Linked DNA regions of Homo sapiens: region 2 is linked to region 1. Evidence: chromatin contacts called from ENCODE Hi-C or POLR2A ChIA-PET data. All regions are on one chromosome and are shown on one strand. The core of a region is the stretch at or near the end of the contact, and the rest is flanking DNA. Distances in the headings are between cores, read along the strand shown. Region 1 has its middle 59 kb from the start of SPATA31C2. Region 2 has its middle 120 kb from the start of SPATA31C2.

Region 1 (7,345 bases), core at 2,465-4,964:
GTGTGAAAACATTTCAAAATAATTCCAGTGATCTTTAATAGGGGTTGGGGGGATGAGGGATATAATATAATTCATTAATTTTTTTTTTTTTTTTTTGAGATGGAGTCTCGCTCTGTCGCCCAGGCTGGAGTGCAGTGGTGCCATCTCGGCTCACTGCAAGCTCCACCTCCCAGGTTCACACCATTCTCCTGCCTCAGCCTCCCGAGTAGCTGGGACTACAGGCGCCCGCCACCACGCCCGGCTAATTTTTTGTATTTTTAGCAGAGACAGGGTTTCACCGTGTTAGCCAGGATGGTCTCGATCTCCTGACCTCGTGATCCACCCACCTCGGTCTCCCAAAGTGCTGGGATTACAGGCATGAGCCACCATGCCTGGCCAATTCATTAAATTTTTTTATTTTAATTTTTTATTTTACATTCCTTGTATTGAAGTGATCTCACAAAGACTGTATAGGCAGATCACCATGGGATGAGAGTTTCCACATAGATTGCCTGGTTTTCTAAGAAAAACACTGTATTTTCCCCAACATGATTGGCAACAGCAAGATGGACTTGTAATTCTGTGAAAGTAAATGTTCCTCAAAAAATTGTTAGCATCCACGTTATCTTGGAAATAACCATGTACAAATACTAGAACTTTTACTTTTTAGGAGCCCCTGGATGGCTGAAGCCCCACAGGAAGCTCACAGGGGCTGTGTGGGGCTTGTCGAGGTGCCTCCAGTTTTTACCCACTGGTCCCTAGCGTGTAGGTGAGCTCGGGGCTCCTGCATCTGCCTTTCTCACACCCGTGTTAGCTTATTTTCCACCAGTGCCAGAAGCTGAACTGCCCATTGTTAATTTCCTTGAGTACCATAATAGTGCCATGCCTAGTTTTAGTTAAGAAATTATTAAGTTTTTATATAACAGAGAAGCAAAAATAATGTGTACCATCAATTTCAATTCTGTTTTTTGTTGTTTGATTTTTTTTTTTTTTTTTGTAAAGGAAACTGAAGCCCGAAGAGTTACAGAGGTTTTCTGTTTTCTGCTTGAGGGTCTTTTTTTCCAAGATGCCACTTAGCCCCATCAAATGGATCAATAATGACCTCAGCTATTCATCTCAGAGATAACTAATACTTTTTCCTTCCCCAAAATCGGAGTCAAAGGAGTTTCTTCTTAGAGCTCCCAATCACCTCTTTCTTTTCTTTCTTTCTTTCTTTTTTTTTTTTTTTTTTTTTTGAGACAGAGCCTCACTCTGTTGCCCAGGCTGGAGTGCAGTGGATCAATCTCTGTTCACTGTAACCTCCACCTCCCCGGTTCAAGTGATTCTCCTGCCTCAGCCTCCCGAGTAGCTGGGATTACAGGCACGTGCCATCATGCCCAGCTAATGTTTGTATTTTTAGTAGAGATGGGGTTTCACCATGTTGGCCAGCCTGGTCTGTCTTGAACTCCTGACCTCAAGTTATCCACCCACCTTGGCCCCGTGAGCCACCACTCCAGGCCAGAGATCTGATTTTTTAAAAATACTCATCTGTTCCCTTGCCATAATGGCATTTAAAAATTTTGAATGTTCTTGTTCCACAAATGTCATTCTCTACGTTATCAATTTGAGGATTCAATATTTTTATCAGGTCACTTTAGAATTCCTACCGTAAGGTTTTGCATGGGGTGTGTGTATGAGTGTGCAATTGTGATCAATGTGAATTACACACCTACAATTGTACGGTCTGTATGCAGCAGACCTGGGTTTACTATTGTCACAATACTAGACATTCTTGTATGTTTTTTGCAGTTCTTACATGTGAGTTTATCTTCTGTGGAAATTTTACCTTGTGGACTCCCTCAGCTGTGGTTGCCTCCCTGAGAAGTAATTTCACATTGACCCATAGGGTACATAGATTCCAACCAGATCACAGGTTAATGACGGGTTCAGGGCTCCTGTGGATGAAGCTGATGCAACCATGTTCATGTGAATGCACCTATTTCCACCCGTGACTGGTGCAGAGGCATTTCAACTCCTAATGAGCCAGCCCTGCACCCAGTTTGGGTCCTGAATACAAGACTCTCCCAGGCTCAACTCTTGTCCCTGTGTGATATTGGGCCCTACCCTTTCTCCTGTTTCAATCTCCAAAGGGGAATTTTTTTAAAGGTGTAGAAAAATAGGGGAAAAATGAACTCATAGATCTCAATCTTGGGTTTGCTAAGAATATTTTCCTAAAAATATGTATATCCTTTTTTAAAAATATTTATACGTTACTAAAGCAAAAAGAAAGTGTTACTTTCCCAGACATGCTAACTTCCCAGCAAATAAAGCTTTGGCAGATTGGCAAGTTTTGCAAATAAACAGGGACCATTCATCATGAAAGATGACAAGCATAGACACTCAAGATACCAGTTTCTAAAACAATGTCTAAACAACGCTTGAGTAAATTACTAACTTTAAAAATATATTTAATTTAAAAATTTCACAATTCGCATGAAGATGGCTTCTTCTTATTAAGAAACGTTAAAATCTTTGTTTTAATTTCTATTGTGAAATTAAATAATTCAAACTTCAAGTTGTTGGAACTTTAAGTTATTCTGAGCCTTGAGACAAATGTGGCTATGCAGCCTGAGTCACGTGCAGCGGCAACTTCCGCCTTTTTTTCCCCCTGTGAATAATTAAGAAGACCAAACAGCACGAGAGAGAAGACCTCCTCAGATCACCATCCCTCCTCATTGAGTAATAAAGTAATCTTCCTTGGCACGTAGCAATCTGTGACCAATCAAATTGCTTTAATGTATGCACTGGTCTCCTATAGAAAATGTTGTAATCCTCTGAAAATGTCTTTGTCTCTGTCTGTAAAAGTGAAACCTTAACTTCTCCACTTGGGAATGCTGACCATATTCATTTGGAGCTGACGCTTCATGAGTGGCTATCCTCAAGCTTTGCACTCGAATAAACTCTATCCTTAGTCATATTTTCTGAATCTCATTATTTAAGGTTGACACTATTTATGAGAAAAAGATGAAACAGAAACAACCGCAGCCAAGGTGAACTGGTCAAAACTGGCTAAGGTCGTAAAATAAAATAGAACTTTTACAACATACAGATGTGAATTAATAAAGTTTAGGCATCTCAGCTGAGAATAGAAGATTTGTATCTGAAGTCTCACAAATCTGGGTTTCATCAACTGCTTCAACTCAGTAAACATTGCCAGGGATTGCTCTAGGCACAATGCTGTGCTTGACAATGGGCATGCAAAGGCGACTAACATGTGCCCTTTGCCTCCCAAACAGCTACTTTTTAACTGATCAACCTCAAAAGTGCTAAACCTGGGATCACCAGACATTCTGCAGTGCAACTGGAACTTTCATGCTAAAAAAATTCAAACCTGCGTCTAAACAAGCCTCTAAATGTAAACATCAGCTTACAGGAAATACAAGAAGCAAAAGAATGTGTTAGTTACACCATAAGAATGCAATTCATCAAGATCCAGACTGTGGAAAATTGAGCAGACCAAACATATGGCCTGAAAGCCAGAAAGAAGAAGGGGAAGTATCACATATTGAAAGAGCTTAAGAGATTTATCAAATGCACGATGTAGACTTTGCATAGAGCCTATTTGAACACACCAACTGCATAAAGTTATTTTTGAGAAAATTTTAAAACAAACTGGGTATTAGATGAAATCAAGAAATATTAATTTGGGAAAGTATGATAATGTGCTGTGATTAGGTTTTTTTTAAGTGCTTATTTTTAGACAGACGTGATACATTTAAGACTGAAAACCTGGAATTTGCCTTAAAATGATCCAGAGAAACATTGAGTGGTGAGGAGAGGAAGGGGTGGAGAGTAGATAAAACAAGATTGGCAAAATGTTTATACTTGAAACTGGGTAATAAATACGTGAAGATTCATTTTATACTTCCTTTATTTTTGTGTATGTTTGAAAATATTTATAACAAAATGTTTGTAGAAGTAACACACAATTGAGTTTGACTCAGCAAAGGAAGGAAAGAAGAAAGGAAGGAAGGAAGGGAGGAAGAGAGGTAGGGAGGGAGGGAGGGAGGAAGGAAGGAAGGAAGGAAGGAAAAAAAAGAAGAGGGGGAGAGAATGTGCCTGTGTGTAGCAGCAGGAAAGCTGCAGTGAGCTTATGAAGATTTGTGGTGACGGCTGGCTGCCTTCCATGAGTGTCTCAGTCTTGGGAAATATCTTAATTCTGCCCGATGTGAGAAGTAATGGAAGGGTAGCAGTATTATAGACATATAATCTTTTTCTCTTCTGCCCACTTTACTTAATCTTCTCATCGATAATTTGGGACTATCTCTCTGCCTTTGGTTGTTTCAAAGTATTTCACTCCAAAATACAGGTCCCTGGTATAATGAGTATTTTAAATTAAAAACCCTTAGAGATCAATAAGCACTGGTTTTCTCCTATCTATACATACAGGTAGGACAGACTCACCAAGGAGAACAATTATTCTTGCTGTCTTCCCTGTTATCTCCTTATCCATTACAGAAAAGAAGATAATAACTTGCTCCAGGGATCATTTAAATTCCAAAGAGAACTATTTACAAGTTAATTTCTGTTTCCCATACAGTCATTCATTCTAGTAATCATTTATTGCCCCTCAATGGAATTCTTCTCTCCACTCCCATAACCTGTTTTACCAGGATCCAAGCTCCCATTCTTTCTGTAACTGACATCAGTGGGCTGCGGGAAGTCCCCAGTTGCTAGTGGGACCTCCACCCCAGTGAGAATAAATTCAAGGCTGAGTCAGAAAATAGTCCAAGTACGGAAATGTATTGCAAAGTGAAAAGTACACACTCAAGAAAGGGGAGTGCAGGTGTACTCAAGAGACAGTCACATGCAAAGGGGTTTGGAGGGGCTGCCTTTGTGGGTTTCTTTAACTAAGGGATGGAATATTCATGAAGATTCCTGGAAAAAGGTGGAGATGTTCTGGAACTCTAGTGCTACTCATTTTCACACCAAATATGGATGTTCCTGGAACTGTCATGGTGCTGGTGGGTGTGTGATTTGTATGCTAATGAGCGTATAATGAGGTTCTAGGTGAAACCTAGGTCAAATCCAGTGCCACATTGAGTCCGGTTAGTCTCACCCAGCTTAGTCCGCACCCTGGCTTTTAGGGTCTTATCAGCCCATAGTTTCTGCAGCTATTTCTACAGTTTCCTTTTGCTAGCCATGTGAAACCACTGCCTGGAATTTTCTATTCTCCTGCAACCACCCTTGTTATTCCTGTCTCCTAACCTCAGAATGGTATATAAGCTTCTGTACCTCACTGGGAAGTTGGGTCTTCATTCAGAAGGCCCCCGATGTATACATGTTAAATGAATTTGTATGGCTTTTCTCCTATTAATCTGCCTTTTGCAAGTTGATTTTTCAGTGAAACTTCAGAGAGGGTCAAAGGGAAAGCCCTGCCTTGGCCCCCACATGTTATTGAGGTATGTTTCTCATGGATAAAAGCAATCTTTAAGTGATTCTTGGAATTTATTACTACCTTACTGGTAACTCCCTTTGCTTCTATAAGAAACAAAGGCAGAAAGTTGTAGTAAATTCCAGGGCTCTCCATAGAATTATTAACCCGTTATAAAAGTAATAAAGTTGCTGAGAAATTGCCTGCTTGTTTTTTAGGTGTCCTTTGGCTTATTTTGTTTATATACATTACCTAACACCCTAAAACTTCAGGGCCAGGATGTGGGCTATCATGGGTTCCAGTGAGGATCGTGAAGGAAACCAAAATATTTCGCTCCAAAGTATCCTTCTTTGACGTATTTTGAGATGGCTGTTCAGAGGGCTTGCAAACAGAAGTAGCCCTGAAAAACTGTCTTTCCTGGGAAACTTTGCATCTGTGCAGAATCTGCACGGTGCAGCCAGGCCTCCTCTGAGGCCCTCTCTTATCCAGATCTAAAAAAGATTAACTGAGAATCCAACATCTTTAAAGGTCTGAAGGAAACTCTTACCATGTATTCTCTCCGAGAGCTGCAACCTGTGAGGTTTCATCATCTACATAACAGGACTCCCCTTTGTGAGACAGGCCTCTTCTCTCCCTCCATAATCTCTTACTGCCATAATTTACGTTGGCCGTGCTCTGAGCCTCCATTCTTTCTGTAACCACAAGATGGTAGAAAAGTGTCAACCATCTGGCGATTTCTTTCAGTTTTTATTTTTATTTTATTTTTTTTGAGATGGAGTTTTGCTCTTGTTGCCCAGGCTGGAGTGCAATAGCGAGATCTTGGCTCACTGCAACCTCCGCCTCCTGGGTTCAAGCAATTCTCCTGCCTCAGCCTCCTGAGTAGCTGGGATTACAGGCACACACCACCACACCCAGCTAATTTTTGTGTTTTCAGTAGAGACGGCATTTCACCATGTTGGCTAGTCTGGTCCGGAACTCCTGACCTCAGGTGATCCACCTGCCTTGGCCTCTGAAAGTGCTGGGATTACAAGAGTAAGCCGCCATGCCTGGCCTGAGTTTTTATATTTTGTATGACTCCGAAGCTCATATGCACGTTTCTAAAATTTGTAATCCTTTTTTTTTTTTTTTTTTTTTTTTTTTTTTGAGACAGAATCTCACTGTGTCACCCAGGCTGGAGTGCAGTGGCAAGATCTCGGCTTACTGGAACTTCCGCCTCCTGGGTTCAAGCGATTCTCCCACCTCAGCCTCCGGAGTAGCTGGGGTTACAGGTGTGCACCGCCAGGCCCAGCTAATTTTTGTATTTTTAGTAGAGACAGGGTTTCACCATGTTGGCCAGGGTGGTCTTGAACTCCTGACCTCAAGTGATCCGCCGCCTTGGCCTCCCAAAGTATTGGGATTATAGGCGTGAGCCACCACACCCGGCCAGTAAGCCTTTTTTCTTTTCTGTTAACCTATTTGTTTTATAAACTAAAATGATCAAACCTTCTGGGAAAACATCTAAACTTCCCTACAATCGTTACCATGAAATCCTTTCCATTCTAGATCAATCTACCCACATAAAGACTGGAGAAACTGATGAAAATGTGAGTTATTCCTGCCTACTCTCAATTTGGGAGGAGAATACTCTGGTTTCCTTTCCCTGGAGATATATGATATTTGGGGGAAATGGAAGATGGGGGCTGAGAATATACAAATATGGATACTAGACAACCTGGAGTGTCTAAACATTTTTTTTTCTATGTAATATACTGCCTTTGGATTCTATAAACTCTAGAAATATCTGAGGAATCACAGGATTATTTTGAGAAACTTTTATTCCCGTAAGTGGCCCAAGTATCGCTCTTGTTCTAAATTTTAGTTGGAAAAATACGGTCACTGAAAGCATAGACTAACCTAAGCAGACTCTCTGCTAGTTTATTTTTAACTAAAGCTGTATGCCAGGCACTGTTTTGA
Region 2 (7,597 bases), core at 4,159-6,658, 61 kb before region 1:
CCTCCCCTCCCCTCTTTGACAAGCGTCTCACTCTGTGCCCAGGCTGGAGTGCAGTGGCGCGATCTCGGCTCACTGCAACCTCTGCCTCCCAGGTTGAAGCGATTCTCCTGCCTCAGCCTCCCGAGTAACTGGGACTACAGGCGCTCGCCACCACACCCGGCTAATTTTTTGTATTTTTAGTAGAGACGGGGTTTCCCCATGTTAGCCAGGATGGTCTTGATCTCCTGACCTTTGACCTTGTGATCCACCTGCCTCGGCCTCCCAAAGGGCTGGGATTACAGGCGTGAGCCACTGCACCCGGTTTATAGTCCCATTTTCATAGGTGAAGTGTGTGCTGGATGCAGTTCCACTGTGGCTGGGAAAGTCTTACTTAGAGGTAGCACTGTGACGTGGACCTGGCCATACATCCTGGGGATGCGCCCCCACTTTGATAATCTCCCCTAAGAGTGGGACTGTTCCTGTGGATTAGGTCCCCCCTCTAGCTCTGATGTTCTGTGATTCCAAAGGGCAATTCCCAGGACTCCTTCACTCTAGTTAGGGCTGTCAGCTCCCAGTTCTCCGTGTGCTTTCTCATGTAATAGAGGGATAAAACACAGAAGCATTCATTCTGTTTCATAGAAGGATGAAATTAGAGATTCTCACATGATTTAAATAGTGCTTTTGATAGAAAAAGTTTTTAAATCTTTCCTTTTGTGGTGAAGGAAGGGATAAACAGGAAAAACAATGAACAGAAATAGAACCATAATTTGTAAAATTTCCCAGAAAATATGGAAAAAATTGCAACTCCCCTTGAAAACAAAATAATACAAATTTAAAGTACCCCAAAAAGAAGGGGGCAAAGAAGTACATAAAGATACTGGGCCCAGTAGGGGGCTCACATCTGTAATCCCAGCACTTTGGGAGGCCAAAGTGGGAGGATCACTTGGGCCCAGGAGTTTGAGACCAGCCTGAGCAACATAGTGAGACTCTGTCTCTCCAAAATTTTTTAAAAAATTTAGCTGGGTGTGGTGGTGCACGTCTGTAATCCCAGCTACTCGGGAGGCTGAGGTGGGAGGATCACTTGAGCCTGGGAGGTTGAGGCTGAGGTGACCCATGATTGAGCCACTGCACTCCAGCCTGGGCAATAGCATAAGATGCTGTCTCAAAAAAGAGAGAGAGAGAGAGAGAGAGAGAGAGAGAAATACTGTTCCACACTGTTTCAGTTAGCTCATTTTGTAAATGAAACCAATCCAATTGTCCCATAGACAGTCTTTGGATAAACATAGAAACCGACCCTGGTCTTAAAGCTTGAAACTTACTTTGTTTTATCTGAGTTCCTTCCTCAGGAAAAGACCCCCAGGCCTCTCTAAAAGTATCAAAGAACTGAAACTCACCAGATCGCCACATCCAGACAATGAGACTGTCTTATTTATCATGATTATTTCCTTACCCCTCCCAAGTTCCTGTTTTCTCAGACATTGTTACCTTTTCCCCTGCTATATAAACCCCTAATATGAGTTGGTCAGGGAGATGGATCTGAGACTGAACTCCCATTGCCTTGGCAGCAGCACCTGGTTCAAGCTTTTTTCTTGGTAATACTCATCATCTCAGTCATTGGCTTTCTGTGCTGAGAGCAGCAGGACCTAGGCTGAACCTCTGATGTTTTGGTAACATAAAGAATAATATTCTTTTTCTTTTTGAGACATAACATAAAGAATAATATTCTTTTTCTTTTTGAGACAGAGTTTCGCTCTTGTCCCCTAGGCTGGAGTGCAATGGCACGATATCGGCTCATCACAACCTCCACCTACCAGGTTCAAGCGATTCTCCTGCCTCAGCCTCCCAAGTAGCTGAGATTACAGGCACCTGCCACCATGCCCTGCTAATTTTTGTATTTTTAGTAGAGACGGGGTTTCTCCATGTTGGCCAGGCTTGTGTTGACCTCCTTACCTCAAGTGATCTGCCTGCCTCGGCCTCCCAAAGTGCCAGGATTACAGGCATGAGCCACCACGCCCAGCCCAAGAATAATACTCTGTGTTGATGTGGTAAACTTGATAAAAACACGTTGTTGTTGGCAACTTTGCAAAACCACTCTGCAAAGCAATTTGACAATATGTATTCTTCGTAATACAACATATGGGTATAACAATAGCATATAATAATCACAAATGCACTCTAAGATCAACAATTTTATATTTATTATTTCACTTAATTTTTACAATAATGCTGTGAGGTGAGTACCCTTACGTGTCCTGTATTACAGATTAAGCTCAGAGACATTAGTTATGAGCCCTAGGCCACACAGCTAAGGGAGGTGCAGCTGGGATTTAAAGGCTCAAAGAATTTGGAGACTGTTACCCTTTAACTCTTACTGACTTAGATCTATCTGTATTCCAAACCACTAAATAGCAAATCAAACAAACAAGTAATTTGATCATTCAGCTTTGTAAAAGAACCACACAATGTTATTGGTATATGAGAGAAATAAAATATAAAGTGATGGAGGCCGGGCACGGTGGCTCACGCCTGTAATCCCAGCACTTTGGGAGGCTGAGGCGGGCAGATCACGAGGTCAGGAGATCGAGACCATCCTGGCTAACACAGTGAAACCCGATCTCTACTAGAAATACAAAAAATTAGCTGGGCATGGTGGTGGACACCTGCAGTCCCAGTTACTCGGGAGGCTGAGGAAGGAGAGTGGCGTGAACCCGGGAGGCGGAGGTTGTAGTGAGCCAAGATCGTGCCACTGCACTCCAGCCTGAGCGACAGAGCAAGACAGTCTCAAAAAACAAAACCAATAAATAAATAAATAAATAAAAAGCCAAAACCATAAAGTGATGGAAAATAAAGGATTTCCTAGGGGTAATTTAAAACAATTCAATTCCACTTAGAAATGTAAATGGGAGGAAGGTTAACACTATAGAATAAATAAAGGATACATTTTATAAAAAGCGCAGTTGCAGAAGTACTGCATGTTGTTGGTAACACTGCTGCATGTCCCTCAGCACTCACTCTCACTTTCTGGGGAGAATTTAAATTACCTTGTGCGATGGCTGAATTGCGTGCCCCTAAAAATTCCTATGTTGAGGCCCTAATCCCCAGGACCTCAGTGGATGTATGTGGAGACAGGGTTTTTACAGAGGTAATCAACTTACAGTGAGATCATACTGGTGGGTCCTAACTAACATGACAGGTGTCCTACAAGAAGAGGAGATGAGGACACAGACAGAGGGACAGCCACGTGCGGACACAGGGAGAAGACACCGCCTGCAAGCCAAGGGGAGAGGTCTCAGGAAAAATATCCTTGCCGACACCTGGCTCTCAGACCTGCAGCCTCCAGAACTGTGAGAAAGTAAATGTCTGTTGTTTCAGCCACCCAGCCTGTGGGCCCACGTTGCAGCTGCTCTAGACACCAATGCCCTTTGCATCCATGTGTGCTGGTGAGGCACCGTGCCACCTGGGGCCATTCCCTCGTCCTCTCTGCAGCCCTCGCCCCAAACTCTCTCTGCCTAACGGGTCTGGCCAGCATGTGAGACGGAGCATTTTCCCTCAGTGTTCTGCACTGTTGCATGAATTCTAAAGCACCAGCATTTGGGAGAAAGCAAGGGGGAGTGACAGCTATGGTGCCCATCATTTAGTTGACAATAATAAGGTGCAAGCCAGAGCAAACGTGTGCTCCTCAGCACGGGGACTTGCACCCGTGCTGCAGCCTGCCTTGATTTCCTGGAGTCTGGCATATTTCACTCTGTGAGCAGGAAACCGGCTAACCAATCGGCTGCAGCGCTCTCTACATTAGTATCATGCTACCTGGAAATACATAAGCCTGCCTCGTCATCAATAAGACAATTCAAGATGTCGTCAAAAGAGGGGCCTGTTTTCTTTTTACCGATAAATGTTATTCATTGTCAGCTCATGGGTACTGAGGGGGCTTCGTGCTTCACAGCCCAATCCCTCTGAGTAGACTGCATTTTTTTGTTTTGATAAAATTAGGAAAGTAATCAGCAGAGCTCCTGACTTTGTCCCTCTTTTTTTTTGAGCTGTGTTGTTTGAGAAAGTGCTTGAGCACTGAGGTTGTTGGCAACTGTGGAAGCATTTTGGAAACAAATAATAAAAAAAACATAATAAACACTTTTGTTTACATGTCCTAGCTTTATGGAATCTGAAGAAGACAAAGGACCCACTCACATGTTGGGCACTTGCTTTAAAACCTTACTCTTGGCTGGGCGCGGTGGCTCATGCCTGTAATCCCAGCACTTTGGAAGGTCGAGGCAGGCGGATCACTAGGTCAGGAGATCAAGACCATCCTGGCTAACACAGTGAAAACCCGTCTCTACTAAAAATACAAAAAATTAGCCGGGCGTGGTGGTGGGCGCCTGTAGTCCCAGCTACTCGGGAGGCTGAGGCAGGAGAATGGCGTGAACCCAGGAGGCGGAGCTTGCAGTGAGCCGAGATCGCACCACTGCACTCCAGCCTGGGCAACAGAGCAAGACTCTGTCTCAAAAACAAAACAAAACAAACAAACAAACAAAACCTTACTCTTTAGTAGTCGGCTTCATGGGCTGACAGCTGCACTGTTTCTCAGGGCCCAGCCCTCAGAAGGCCCATGCTTGGCTTAATACTCTGCTATCACCATCTTGAAATTCTTAATAATTTTGAACAAGGGGCCCCCACATTTTCATTTTGCACTCAGTCACGAATTATGTAGCTAGTCCTGCTCTTTAACCAGGAGCCAGAGATACGGTCTCCAAAAGGAACATACCTATTTACTAAGTGAAAGAAGCTAATTTGGAAAGGCTATATGGTTCCAACCCTCTAACATTCTGGAAAAGGCAAAACTATGGAGACAGTAAAAAAAAAGATTAGAGATGAATCAGTCAAGCATAGAGGATTTTTAAGACAGTGAAGCTAGTCTGTGGGATACCGCAGTGGTGGACACATCATTATACATTTGTCCAAGCCCACAGAATGTACAATGCCAAGAGTGAACCCCGGTGTCAACCACGGATTTGGGTGATGATGTGTCAGTGTAGGTTCATCAATGGTAACAGATGGACCACTCTGTGGGGGATGTTGACAATGGGAGAGGCTGTGTGTCTATAGGGCAGGGGAGATATGGGAATGCTCTGTATTTTCTGCTCCTTTTTGCTGTGAACCTGAAACTGCTCTAAAAAAATAAAGTTTACTATAAACAAAAAGAACAATGCACCAATGAGGATCTGGGAATGACAACGTGAGGGTTGTTGTGCAAATGGTCAAATCCGACACCTACAGGGTGAGAACCGGGAGAAGGAGGGCAGAGATCCAGCATCAGGACACGCCTGACCCCAGTTCTGCAGGCTGTGGGGATAATAGAGCTGTCTGCTTTGACGGGGCCAGACCTTGCAGTCCAGTAACCATGCAGGCTGTCCCGACGCCCGTGTCTGCCAAATCTCACTTTTTCCCGGCAACAGGCCAGGTCATACCAGCCGAGAGACTTTTCCGGGAGGCTGAAGGCACACCTTCCTTGTGAAGAATGCTGAGCAGTTGTAGAGTTTGTTTCTTTTAAACACGAAATTGCTGAGGATAAACATGAAATGTTTTATTTATTTAAAAAAATGTTTTTCCTTGTTGCGGTTCCTATTTTTCCTTGTTGTGGTTCCTATTACCCAAAGGATTGGGTTTGCTTTTTTTTTTTTTTTTTTTTGCTGGCATTTCAGGGAACTCTCATTTACAAGCAAAACTCATGCTTTAAGTTTTAGAACAAATCCAGACAGACTGCCATTGGGGTTTACCGGTCTTTAAAAACCAGTGATTTATTTAATGTTGTTGATGAAAACCTAGCTTCCAAAATGTTTTCTTGTGAGATGATTGCTTGGTCTTAGTTTCTAGAAGGCTGAGTTTCTCCACCACTCAATCATGTGCAATGACCTCACCCTTTCATCTGCCCAGGAAGGGAAACCGACTCCAGTGTCCATAGAGACAAGCAAGGGAGTCTGGCTCTCATTTCCTGACTTGCAGAGAATCCGGCTGGCTGCCCCTGGTTTCAGTGGGACTGCTCAAAGCTGAGAGCTCAATTTCAGCAGGAAATGCAGAATCAGCATTAAGAAAGCCAATGTTTCCCAAATTCCAATCAGACAGTGAGTTTCAAATGCTGTATAGTCATGCAGTAGTTTTTGAATAGAAAGCAAGCAAGCATTAAGACAGCAGAAAAGACTATTTTCCAATCTATGAGGTTTGTGTTGCCAAAGGGAGAGAGAGTGCAAGGTTATTCTGGTAACTTAGGAAGTATAAGTGACTGAAGATAACCATTTGTGCATGCTGAGGGGCTTGGTCTGTACAATCCAGCAGGCAAGCATGCTTTCATTGTGTTATCCAGACACTTGAGGCTAAAAAACATGTAGGCCAGGCGCAGTGGCTCACGCCTGTAATCCCAGCACTTTGGGAGGCCGAGGCAGGTGGATCACCTGAGGTCAGGAGTTTGAGACCAGACTGGCCAACATGGTGAAACCCTGTCTCTAACAAAAATACAAAAATTAGCTGGGTGTGGTGGTGGGCGCCTGTAATCCTAGTTACTTGGGAGGCTGAGGCAGGAGAATCGCTGAACCCGGGAGGCAGGAGAATTGCTGAACCCGGGAGGCAGAGGTTGCAGTGAGCTGAGATGGCGCCACTGCACTCCAGCCTGGGCGACAAGAGCAAGATTCTGTCTCAAAACAAAACAAACAAACAAACAAAATCCAACCTTGACTTCTCAGTACCTTGCGTTGTAATCCTGCACAGACTGAGGAGAGATCACGAGCACACAGAAACATTTGGGGTTCTAGGGCATTGAGGCCTGCAAAACAGCTGCCTTGTCTGATGCTCAGGGAGGTTGGGCCGTGCCCTTGGCCATCCACATTCCTTCCTTTACCAGGCTGACATCCCACTGGCAACACCTGGACTGCAGGCTGGTGCGCACCACCTCTGCCCCCTCCACACTTCTCTCTTTGGGTCCCTGTCCCGCTCCAGCACTTACTGCCTCTCCTGGTGGAGCACTTTTTCCTGGACAGTGTCCTGAGGACATCTGGAGAAAGCCCCTGCCCTTCTGAGATCACTTTCTACACCTGCACAATGAGAAAGTGGCACCTGAAGCTACCTACCTGTTCTAAGACATTAACAGGTTTTGAAACCATCAGGTTAGATCCATGGCAATTTCTGGGGAACCCATAGGCACCCCACGAACTCTGCCTTGTTGGAGGAGCTAAGTGAAGAGTTCTGGTTACAGCTGAATGTCCAGGTCAACTCCAGAGGCCCCCCACAGACAGTGGGCTTTCCTCCTGTGTTTGTTTTCTCAGGTTTGCAGCCCACACTGCTCTGAGCAAATATAAACCTGCTATTTGTCCAATGCTTTAAATCCCAACAACATTCCCAGATTAAACATCATACATACTCAAGTGACGGTGATTTGAGATTGGCCAAGCTGGCAGAATCTAGTTTAACAGTGGAGGGCGTTGGGGTGCAATGGAGAGAATTCAGACTTGGAGTCAAGGGAAAGTCAGCTGTAATGTGAACAATCTTCTTGGCCTTCTGCAGGTGTTACTTCCTTTGTGCCGTATTTTCCTTTCCAGCCAAATAGGAACTCCTTTATAGGGTTGTTAGGAGG

What was found. A loop is a pair of places that touch in the nucleus more often than their neighbours do. ChIA-PET counts read pairs that join two places held with the same protein, here RNA polymerase II (POLR2A). Pooled maps may share reads with other maps.
Region 2: a loop to region 1 is called in a map of aorta, with 2.7 times the contacts of the local background. The contact joins two enhancer-like sites. A Hi-C loop is called at or near these places in 1 of 168 maps with a recorded cell type or tissue (aorta) and 7 of 50 pooled maps. POLR2A ChIA-PET finds 5 or more read pairs at or near these places in 3 of 52 experiments (PC-3, PC-9 and WTC11).

The regions. Positions count from the first base shown.
Region 1 is chr9:88,193,979-88,201,323 of GRCh38, reverse strand. It overlaps the pseudogene LOC100129340. Among named protein-coding and RNA genes, the nearest start is that of SPATA31C2, 59 kb to the right of the region's middle. Within about 2 kb of position 3,714, at least 8 of the 41 ENCODE cell types and tissues checked have a DNase peak (open chromatin) inside an H3K27ac peak, as active enhancers do.
Region 2 is chr9:88,256,587-88,264,183 of GRCh38, reverse strand. No RefSeq gene overlaps it. Among named protein-coding and RNA genes, the nearest start is that of SPATA31C2, 120 kb to the right of the region's middle. Within about 2 kb of position 5,408, at least 7 of the 41 ENCODE cell types and tissues checked have a DNase peak (open chromatin) inside an H3K27ac peak, as active enhancers do.